Regions from separate parts of the Homo sapiens genome. Here region 1 is linked to region 2. A link is an interaction called in ENCODE POLR2A ChIA-PET data of the cell type or tissue named here. Cell type or tissue: CD4-positive, alpha-beta T cell. All regions are shown on one strand. Links, peaks and the distances in the headings refer to the core of each region. The heading gives the core; the rest is flanking DNA.

Evidence for each region. ChIA-PET counts read pairs that join two places held together with the same protein. Peaks named below come from ENCODE experiments on the same cell type or tissue, not always from the same donor. Only the 100,000 strongest peaks of a DNase experiment are listed, where the experiment ranks them.
Region 1: POLR2A ChIA-PET joins it to region 2 with 16 read pairs; 25 of 35 experiments call an interaction of 5 or more read pairs at or near these places.

The regions. Positions count from the first base shown.
Region 1 is chr1:110,200,591-110,205,959 of GRCh38, reverse strand. It overlaps SLC6A17 (solute carrier family 6 member 17), which reads right to left. Exons shown (of 12, transcript NM_001010898.4): 12 at 3,758-5,369. Among named protein-coding and RNA genes, the nearest start is that of KCNC4-DT, 6.7 kb to the left of the region's middle. RefSeq lists an enhancer at 2,865-2,914. In CD4-positive, alpha-beta T cell, for the core only: CTCF peaks have their summits at 2,552 and 2,752 (motif pointing left); a DNase peak (open chromatin) is centred at 2,799; H3K27ac peaks cover 427 bases.
Region 2 is chr1:110,309,715-110,315,083 of GRCh38, reverse strand. All of the region lies in intron 2 of RBM15-AS1 (RBM15 antisense RNA 1), which reads left to right. Among named protein-coding and RNA genes, the nearest start is that of RBM15-AS1, 27 kb to the left of the region's middle. In CD4-positive, alpha-beta T cell, for the core only: CTCF peaks have their summits at 2,104 and 2,305 (motif pointing right); a DNase peak (open chromatin) is centred at 2,323.

The DNA of each region.
Region 1 (5,369 bases), core at 246-5,245, 110 kb after region 2:
AGAATGCAGCAGCGTGCCTGGCACCAGTGAGTGTGCCAGGAAGGGAGATGCCCAAGTCAGATTGTGACTGCCTCTGCGAGCCAGGGACTCTTGCCTGGTCCTTTGTATATTCCCAGTGCTCAGCACAATCCCAGGCACTCAAAATACCTGATTCATGCTTGCTTGATGCATGGAATTAATGAGGCGGGGGGTGGCGGGGGAGGAGTCCTCCCTGTCAGTTTCTTGCTGTGTGGCAGAGAGTGCACTAGATTGGGAGTCAAGAAACCCAGGCATTGGCCCCGATCTTCCCCTTGCTTGGTTGTGGGAAGTCTGGTCTTTTCCTCTTTGGGCCTCCGTTTCCCCCATTGTTGTACAAGGAGGTTTGACCAGATAATCACTAAGGTTCATATTCTGGTTACTATTGTTATGAAACAAATTACCCCTAGTATGTAGTGATATAAACCCAACAGCCATTTTATTTTGTTTATTATTTTATGGGTCAGGAAATAAGGAAGGGCTCAGTTGAACAGTTCTTGCTTAGGGTCTCTTATGCAGCTACAATCAGATGTCAGCGGGCTGCAAACATCTGAAGCTCAGCTGGGCTAAACGTTCAGTATGCTGTGTTCATGTGGCTGGCAGTTGACACTGGCTGTTGGCTGGAAGCTCAGCTGAAGCTGTCAACCTAAGCATCTGCAAACATATCGCCTCCCTAGCATGGCAGTCTCAGGGTGGTTGGCTGTCTTACATGGCAGCTGGCTGCCTCTAGAATGAGTATCCCTAGAACACCAGGTGGAAGTGGCACGGCCTTTCCTAATCTAGCCTTGGAAGTCACATAGCATCACTTCTACTATACCCTGTTGGTCACAGGAAGCATTTGCTCACCCAGATTCAAGAGGAGGAGCATAGACTCCACTTTTGATGGGAGAAGTATTAAAAAGAATTTGGGGCCAACCAACAACAAAGAAAACAAAAACAAAACCCCACAATAGCCTTGTGGTCTGTGGAATACTTTAGCCTTGGCCCAAGTCCCTATGACTGGAGCTGTCTGGTGGTGACTGCTGGGGTGAACATGATAATGTACAGGATCAGTGAGACCCCCACACTCTGGTACTCCCTTTCCTGGAGAGAGTTCCTTTTCTGCCTTCCTTCCTTGGCTTCTCTGGATTTTAGGCTGAAACTGTCCTTTGTGAATAGCTTTAGGAGATGGCTCATTGCATGGGTGATGGGGCCCCCAGAATGAAGTAGGCCCCATGGCCTTGCCCAGGATCGCAAGAAGGAAGGAAGGAAATATTTAATGAGCACCTATTGTATCCCCATATGGAAAGAAGTCGATACTGTATTCCAGTAGATGTTACTGATGAAGTTCATTTTTCCCTCATACCATCTCTAAGGAAGAGATTTTATTGTCGTCCTCCTTTTACAGATCAGAAAATGGAGATTCCAGGGTTAAAGTGGCTTCCCCAAGGTGGTATGGTTGGCGACAGACCCATGATTCAAACCACTCATGCCACCTGCCCTGGGGCAAACCTGAGGCAGAAGCAGTGGCCTCACCTGTCCTCCTGCATGCCCTTCTCATCCTCCTCTGACTGCTCCCTCCACCCAGGGCCCAAACTTAACCACTCACCTCCCCACCAGAAATGACCTGCTGTGTGTCCCAGTTCTGTGTCTCTAAGCTGACATCCCCTCAGGAGAAGGCTTCCATGCATGTGCAGGTGACTGATGACAAAGATCCCTAACACTCTAGAATCAGCCCATTACATGGGCAGCCAGACTCTCCCCACTCCCCATCAACAAGGGGGGCTTCTGTGTGCCCTCCCCTTTATTTGGGCAGATGCTGTGACCCACAGAAGATGGTAGAGGTACTGTGCCATTTTCCAGCCCCAGGCCTTAAAAACCTGGCAGCTTCCACCTCCTGTCTCTTGAAATGGTCTCTCTGGGGACCCTAAGCCCTTCAGTCAGAAGTCTGGCCAAGTAGCCATGCTGGAGAGGCAGTTGTAGGTGCTCACTCTGGCCGGCAGGCCCAGCTGAACTCAGTCTTCCAGCCATTCTCACTGGAGTGCCCGGCATTTGAGTGAATGTGAGGGCAGCTGCCTTGGACCCTCCAGACTAGTTCGCTGCTAGTTGAATATCACTGAGTGACCTTGGTTGCCACCAGAAGAGTTGCTCAGACGAGTCCTGCCTGAATTCCTTACTCAGAAAACTGCGAGATAGAATGGTTGTTTTAAGCCGCTCAGACTTGGAGTAACTTGGAACACAGCAATAGATAACTGGACCAACATGTGTTATCTCATTGAATCTATTTATTATGTCTGTTTTACAGACTAGGACATTTAAGCTCAGAGCGATTAAATGACTCGCTCAAGGCCTCCCAGGAAGCAGGAAGCTGGGTGGCATTTGAACTTGAACTTGAGAAGTATGACTCTAGAGCTCCTTGGAACCAAAGCCCTTGTTATGCTGCATCTTGGTGGATCTGTGTGCCCCTCCTGGCAAGAGGGCTTGCATCTCAACCAAAAACATTACCTTCAACCAAAAGACTGAATACTTGACAAGGAGTGACTTTCAGCACCAGGCCATTTCCTGGTTTGAAAGATACATGGGGAGATGTGGAGTTATAGGGCCGGTCCCCTCCCTCTGCCAAACTCAGGACAGCAGGGGCTGATTTTATCTTTATTCATCTATAGCTGGCATGGAGCCTGTCCAGGGTGGGTACGTAATAAATGTTTGTTCAACAAATAAACTAACCCACAAAGGAATAAATGACAGAGAGGAAGGCAAGCAGACTATGATCTGGCGAGAAAGGTTTTCCTGCCATCTGGTGGCTATTCCTGGAACAACACTTTCTATGGCAAGAGAAGAAAATGGCAGGTTCCTTCAGGGTCCTTGGCTGTGTGCGTCTGAGTGCAAGCAGCATCATTCCAGCCTGGAGCTGGGTGGGGTGGGGGTGAGGCCTCCTCCAGGAGCCAGACTTCTTGTTTCTTTCAATGTCGGTGCTCCTAGAGGGTGAGGCAGGAAGAAGAGCTTCCCAGCCACCAGCACAGTCCGTTCTTCACAGTGCTGAGTATTCAGTGGGTGTTTAATAAATGAATACTTGGGGCTGGAATGTTAGAACAGAGGTGATGTCAGATCCCCTAGTTCGTCTTTACCTTCTACTGAAGTTTGCAAGAGGGATAGCTATCTTGAAGAGAGGGGCAGAACTTTAGAATATGCCTGTTCCAGGGGAGCCCACCCCCCCCCCAACCCAGCACCCAAGAGAGTCCTGGTCCTTGCTGTCAGACCTCTCAACACTGGCACCTTCCCACCCCTGTCCTTCCCTGAGGTGGGCCTCCACACACCCCACCCTTGCCAGGCTGACAAGTATAGCTTTTCCTGGTAGTCAGGTGGGACAGGAGTTTCCCCTACAGGGTCCTGTAAGAGACCACCAAATACCATCCTAATTTCAGATGCAGTTTCACCTGGAAAAATGTAGCCAGCAAAGGGTCTCCCTTAGGAAACGGTTGCAAAGATGACAGGAAATTAGACATGTGGAATCGCTGGACCCCAATAGGGCCCTCTACAAGTGTGTGCATTGTTAATACCTAGGACAATTCATAGGAAAATACAGATATGAACCTGTGCACACTCCCCGCGCTGCTCCTCAGCCAGCCAGCACCCACAACCCCCCTCAGCAGTCCTGTCCACCCATCCCAGTCCAAGCTTTTCACCCCAAAGCTTCCCGCAGGATCCTTGGCCACCCTTCCCTCTCCCTCATTGCAAGAGCAGGTGAGAAAGGCAAGAAGGGTTTGGTAAGAACAGACACTTTATTGCACACTATGGTGGGGGAGAGAGGAAGAGGGGTCTAGGGTGACAATGCCTCATCCCCTCCCCTGGGCTGAGTGGTTTTGACCCAGGGCTCTGACCAGCCATGGGACACATGGACTTGAATTGTTCTGAACTTATGCCAGAACCCAAAGTGACGGCCTGGTGTGTATGCTTGGGTCTGTATAAAGCAGAGCTTTCAATGAGAAGAGGCCCTAGGCCCCCTCCCCCAGCCAAAGTCATCGGGCCCCAGTGAAGCAGCAGACCTCACATCTCAGGGCCTATTTGAAGGATCCAGGGATGCTCAGGGAGCCAGGTTCATTCTAACCAGTTTAGTTTCCAGCTCTTTTCACAGTGGGGAGTACTCTGGGGGAGTGGGGTGGGGCGTGGGGGTGAGGAAGGGCAGAAAAGCAGCCCCTCCGCCTGGTAATACTGCAGGCCTGTGCAGTGCCTGGGACCGTGTCTCCTGGGCCCCAGCCTCATGACCCACACAGGCTGACTCGGAGCGGGGGTTCTCCTGGCACTGGGAAAGCAGCAACCCCTGCACATGTATTGCTGGAGGGCAGAAGCTGACCTCACTGGCATTAACTGATGTGCCCTACCTGTTCAGCCCCCATCTGGGCCTCGGGCTTCATGTTGCCTCAGTGAGGAGGGCGGAAGTCTCCCTGAGCAAGAAGCTGGTGATGGGGCTGGAGGGCAGGCAGAGGTAGGGGATCAGGGGACTGTTGACTCTTTCAGGCACATCCCTGCCCTGGAGTTCCCTCTGCCTTCTGGTGGGCACTGTGTGGACAGCACCAAAGCCAGTGGGGGTGGGGACCCTGTGAAGGGACTTGGGGACCTGGTCCTCTCCTGCTACCTCCTGCTCCTCCAGGATTCTGGGGCTGGATCTTAGCTCATCAGGTGACCCCACCTGCCTTTGACTCCAAAGGCATCAAAAGCACAGTGGGGAGGGGGCAGGCGGCCCTTTTCAAACACTGTCAGGACTGCGTCAACGGCAAATGCAGCAGTGCTATGAGATCCCTCTTGGGGTCTCGCCATCTTAAGAATCCTAGTACTTTTCCTCTGGAGAAGAGCTAGCGATTCTACTGGGAACAGCAAGAAGCTGACTGGTAAATAAATTTGAGGATTTTTTTTTTCCCTTAACGCCCTCCTTCCCTGTTTCTGGCAAACCCAGTGGTGTGAAGGCAATGAGTCACCAGCAAGAAACACATGCCTTTCCCCGTAGCAGGGGGCTCCCGAAGCACCCTGCCGGCCCTGAGGCTCCCAATAGAGCCAAGAGGAGGAGGAGGAGGCAGGGGGAGGGAGCGTGGTCTTCAGGAAGGTGGTGAACACTGGGAGTCACAGATCAGCACGCTACACACACCCACACTCACGTATGTGCACACCATACACACAGCACGCACACACACACCCCGAGCTCTAGGCCCTACGTCTAACACACAGCGAAGACACAGCAAAAGGCTACAACGAGCACTAGCGCGCCCACACCTAGCAAGCACACAGCCCCAGCTCAGCCCCTCCCGCTGGGGCCTGGCCCAGCCACACGCTACAAAATTAAAAATATATCAAATATACAATGAAAATAGATCTGTACA
Region 2 (5,369 bases), core at 292-5,291:
TGGGGCTAATACCGTTAAAGCAATGATGTAAAAATTAAATGAGCTAACACAAGTGAGCGTTCAGAATTGCATCTAGTGCATGGGAATCCCTCATAAGTATTAGCTATTATTATCAGTGTGCTATCAGCTTGGAACTCATGTAGTTCTGCTACAGATTTGTATTGTTCCTGAAAACAGAATATGAGACCAAATTGAGGCCAGGTGTAAAGGCATCTGGACCTTATATCCCTGCTGTCTAGTTTCTTCAAGAGGCCAGAGAGAACCTCCCTCAACTCCAGCCTACCAAGTGTCATTTATTTTAATGCAGTGTGCCCCCAGTCTTAGGAAATGGAATTCTTCATCTTCCAAGGCCTCTGGCTGAGACTGGAGACTTGTGCCTGCTCCACTGCTTGGCTGGATTAGATGCCCTAGAAAGATACTTTTAACTCAGAGAAACTGTGACTCCATGAAAGGGTCAGATCCCACCAAAAGTCATCCCAGTTCTCCATCAGTTTCTCTCTCCACTCCACCTCCCCCAGCCCATCCTCCGTCTGGGCTCCAGGGCTCTTTCCTTCTGTGTTCCCACAGGATGGTGCCTGCTTTTACCCACCCTCTAGACTTTGCCCCAGTCACCTCAAACAGCCGAGGGTCCAAATTTAGTAATAGAAATTCACTTCTCTAACCACTTTACAAAAACATTAACTCATAACTCACGGAAACCCAATGAAGTCGGTGCTGGTGGCACCTCCATTTTACAGATGATGAAACCGAGGAGAGGAGGGAGGTTGAATAACTTGGCCCAAGGTCACTTGCTGAAAAGTGGCAGAGCTAGGATTCACTGCCTCTGGTTCACTGCCTTGAAAGGAAGGAAAGTCTCCCCACTCCCACCACTGGGGAACTCTTCTTTAACTTTCTCCACAGTATCATTGGTCCGATAAATGAGAGGCAAGGAGAGAAACAAAGATGGATGTATGTATAAACTTAGGCAAGCATGGAGAGCCATGGTGATGTGGTTAAGTGTTAGTTCTTGAGCTGAATTGCACTGGTTAGTGTCCTGGATTTTGAATGTACTAACCCTGGAAAATAAAATTAGAATAATAATAAGTGTACATACATACCTTACAAAGTCATTTTGGACATGAAGTTAATAAATATTAAGCCCCTTAGAACAATGTCTGGCATATAGTAAGTGCTCAATACTTGTTATCTGCCTTTTTTTTTTCTTTTTACGTTCTCAAAAGGCAGAAGCAGCAATGCCTTTGTATAAAGAATGGTAGACTTGGAATCAGAAGATTGAGTCTGAGTACCACTTAGCTTTTGCTTCCTGTATGATCACCAGTGAAGCATTTTTCCTCTGTGAGGCCTTGCTGTTTTCATCCCTAAAATTGGGATGATGATACTTTTACACACTGAGATGGTGGCCTATGAAAGAGCTTTGTAAATTTGCAAGCTGTGGCCAAATAATTATCCCATTTTGTGATTTAGGACTTCTCCTAGAGTAGACAGAAAGTTGCCTTTCAGAAGGTCTTCAGACTCGCTTCTTGGCCTTTTGGCTAAGTTCAAGTGCAGAAAGTCTTCAGACTGAAAATACCTTCATCTTTTAGAATTCCACCACTGGAGAGTCATTGTCCGAGTCTTCCAGACTTACTAAGATAAATGGCAGGAAGTAGAGAGCCCAGTGTGTTTGCGGGGAGAGAAGAGAAGTCTCAGGAATATGACTGCCGTCTTCAAGGAGTTGAAAGGCTGTCACAGGGTGGCCTGGTCAGACTTCTGAGTGACCAACAGGTAAGAACTGGGTCTCTAAGTGGAAGTGTCAGGGCTGATTTAGTGTGAAAAAAGAAGAGCATTCTTTTGATTATAGCTCTCGGAAAGTGGAAAGGGCTACCTGATAGTGAGTGCCTGCCATTGGAGGCATTCAAACAGAGATTTGAGACCACTCCATGGGAATGTGGTAGAGGAAATGTAACGAGTCAGGTGGTGATGAAACTAGTTGACCTGGGCCTGGGAAGATCTAATTCATCCTAGAATGGCAGCACGCTGTGAGGGAGGGGAGCGCCTCTGAGGGAGCGGAGAGCTGGTTATGCAGGGACGCAGGAGGAAAGTATAGGGGGAGGCCTGCTGGGAACACAGGCCCAGCTCAGCAGAATTCACTCTTTTCCCAGAGTAGCTCCTGTCTCTTCGGCCACTTTAGGCCCTAAAGCCTAGAACTGTACATGATACACTCATTCATTCAGTTAATTCAGCAAATATTTACAGGCCTGAGAGTCAATTCCCACAGCGGACACAGTGTGGGATTGCCTGCCCTGGCAAGCCTCCTGCCTGGTGACCAGCAGAGGGCAGGAGAGACGTGCAGATGCCAAACCCTGCACAGCCCACTAGCCAAGTGAGCTTCCCTGCCGGGGAAACTGGGTCACTCAGTCCTGCCAAGCTGCAAACATTCCGAGGGTTGTGAGCATGTTGGGCCTCTCCGGCAAGGGCCTCTCCAGCAAGGACCTCTCCAGCAAGGGCTATGAGGCCCTAGATGTCACCTGGCAAGGCTGAGACCTCAGACCTCTGGACTGGCAAAGTCGCTCCCTCCTGCATGGGGAAGGAAGGAAGGATGAGGCTGATAACATGCGATGGCTCAGGGAGAAGGCTGAAGGGATCTCTTCCCAGCAAAGTGTTTCAAGTAACAGGGACAGCCCAGTCTACATGTCACAGAGGAGCCATGGGAGGCCAGGCCTGCCACGGTGGATGGGTGGGGCCGTTTGCTTCAGAGAATGCCTGGACTTCACTAAAGGAGTTTGAGGCTCTCCTTAGGCTGGGCTGAAACCCCCATTTGGAAGTGCATAAAAGGCTAACTCTCTGGATATGAATGGGTGAATGCCAAATCTGATACCTGAGTGGTTAGGAGGCAGGTTTGGAGTCAGATTTGCCTTTGTGTCCTGGTTTTCCATCTATATGTCATGGGACCTTGGGTAAGTCATTTTCAGACTTGATTTCCTTTTCTATAAACTGGTGGTGCTACTGTGAGTATTAAGTGGAATAATGAAGCAAGTGTGCAGATTGCGATTCTTTCTCCTTCCCAGCTCTCTCTCATCCTGGTCGGGGGACTGTGTGCTTGGGATAACAGTTGAAGCAGATGTTTTTTTGAGAATGGAAGCGAAGAGTGGATGCCCACCATGCTGTCAGTCTGGGCAGGGTGAACTCAACCTGAAGGAATGCTGTTCTGGGTAAAGCACGTGGAGCCACCTCTCCCCAGGCTTCTCTGGCCCCCATAGAGTCCTGCTGCAGAAAGATGCGCAGTGTATGAAGGCTCGCGTGGCCTCTTGAAGTCTGAGGGTTAAGAAATCAGGGAGGTGAAATAGGCCTGGAATGGGAGGAAACTGGAGGATGGAATGGGAAGGAGCCATTCCCCAAATTCCCATTCCATTTATGGACTCTGACGGTTAGAAGGGCCACTTGAACCTGCAAGCAAGGACCAGTTTATGCACTCTTCAAAATGTGTTTTCTCAACTAATCTAAGACATTGAAGCAAGGACTTTGTTGCCCATTCCTCTCCAGGAGGGATGGTGGGTGCTGATGCTGCTATGTAAAGGCTCTCAGCACCGTGCTCAATACTTGTTTGCTATTGATGAGGAAGGAATCTTGGACAAGTAATTTGAGTTCCCAGTTTTACTGATTAAAAAATAAATAGAACTGAGGCTCAGAGAACTGTGGAACCAGGAGAGGTAAAGTTCCTCTCATTTGCAATTGCTGCTAGAATCCTCATCTGTGACCATCTGGAGAAAGTGGCTCGATCCCTATGGTGAGCTGCTCAAATCTTGGAGTCTCTCTGCCTCCTTGGGGATTTCTCTTTGGATACATCCTCTCTACTAAACTCTAGCCACTGCTTGTGTTACCCAACCCCAGATGGGAGACAGACTGAGTTTTCCTCATTCCAGCCTATCCTTTAGGGCTCCAAGGAGCAGCAAGTGCTTCTCAGGTTGAGGGGTAATTCACCAGGTGTGTAGTGCTGGCAGCACAATGTGATAGAGCCAGTCACCTGCATTGCAATTCCAGCACCACCATGTACTGGCTGTGGGACCTTAGGCAAGATACTTGATATCTACAAGTCTCAGTGTCCCCATCTATAAAATAGGGACACTAATAGTATTTACCTTATAGCTCCTGTTCTTTCCAGTCCCTCTTAATCTGAAATTGGAAGGATGAATAAATTAAACAGCCATCTTCTTCCCTGGGAAAGCCAAAGAGCAACTCAAAAGGAAAGAATCGGAAGCTGGGCTTTGGAGTCTTCTTGTCCAGGCACTAGGAGCTGTTGGGTGGTGTAAATAGCCCTGGGCTGGGAGAGAGGACCATGGCCTAGCACATCTCTGCTATCAGATTGCTACCTTATCCACATTGCCAAGCCTCTTTGGGCCTTAGTATCCTCCTCTGGACAATGACAAGGTTGAGCTTGCTGACCATGGAGGTCCCTGTAGCCCTGCCCCTACTGAGATTCTCAGCCGCAGAGCTGGGCCCTCGTTCTTTGGGATTCAGCCCAGGCGTCACACAGTCACAGTGGCTGAAGAGGCAGCACTTTGCTGAGCTCTGGCCTACTTCCCAGAGAAGGTCACTCGGCCCCAGGGAAGCCCCTGGTTTGCTGGTTTGGATGCTGTGGAGGGCCAGGCAACAGGGACCTTAGCCTATTGGCATCTGGTTCCAGCCAAAGCTTTTCAGGGACGTGTGAGGGTAAGCAGCAGGGCTGGCAGAAGCAGTGAAAACCAGCCCGGAGCTTACGTTCTGTGGCCTTGCTTTGAAATCTACAACCTCAGCCACCTGGGAAATGATGAAGCTCTGAAAAGAAACACTGGTCAGGGGCCCAGGGGAAGTTTCCTCCTGAAAGGCCTGTGTGAGGATGGATTCCATGTGAGGGGGAAAGTATTGATAGAAGGAGGCTCTGCAAAGGAAAGCAAGCAGGGAAGGAGCAGGTCATTAAAGGATTCAGATGGGCTGGCTTGGAGGACTTTCTGAACTGTGAGAACTAGATGTGGTGTGGACTATAAACATGTGGGGGTAGGAAGTTGGAGAAGAAAGAACTCAGTGCCAGAGGGCTGCAAGATCTTCCAGGAGGTGCCTTAGAGCTGGCTGCTCTCGGCTCTCAGGCAGGGGATTGGTTGGATTTCCTTCCTCAGGCAGTGAACTCTCCTAGATACCGGACTCATTCATTTGACAGCTAATGCCTGGTTATAACTGACTCTGTAAAGTGTACTCCCATGTGTTGACTCATTGGATCTAATGACCACTGTCTGGAGTCAGTGGAGACTGGTATGATTATGATCATCCGTGTTTAGAGACAGAAAAGCAAGGGCCACTCAGAAGTGCCTCATGCAGGGTCACCCAGCTTCCAAGGCTTGGGGTTGAGATTTGAA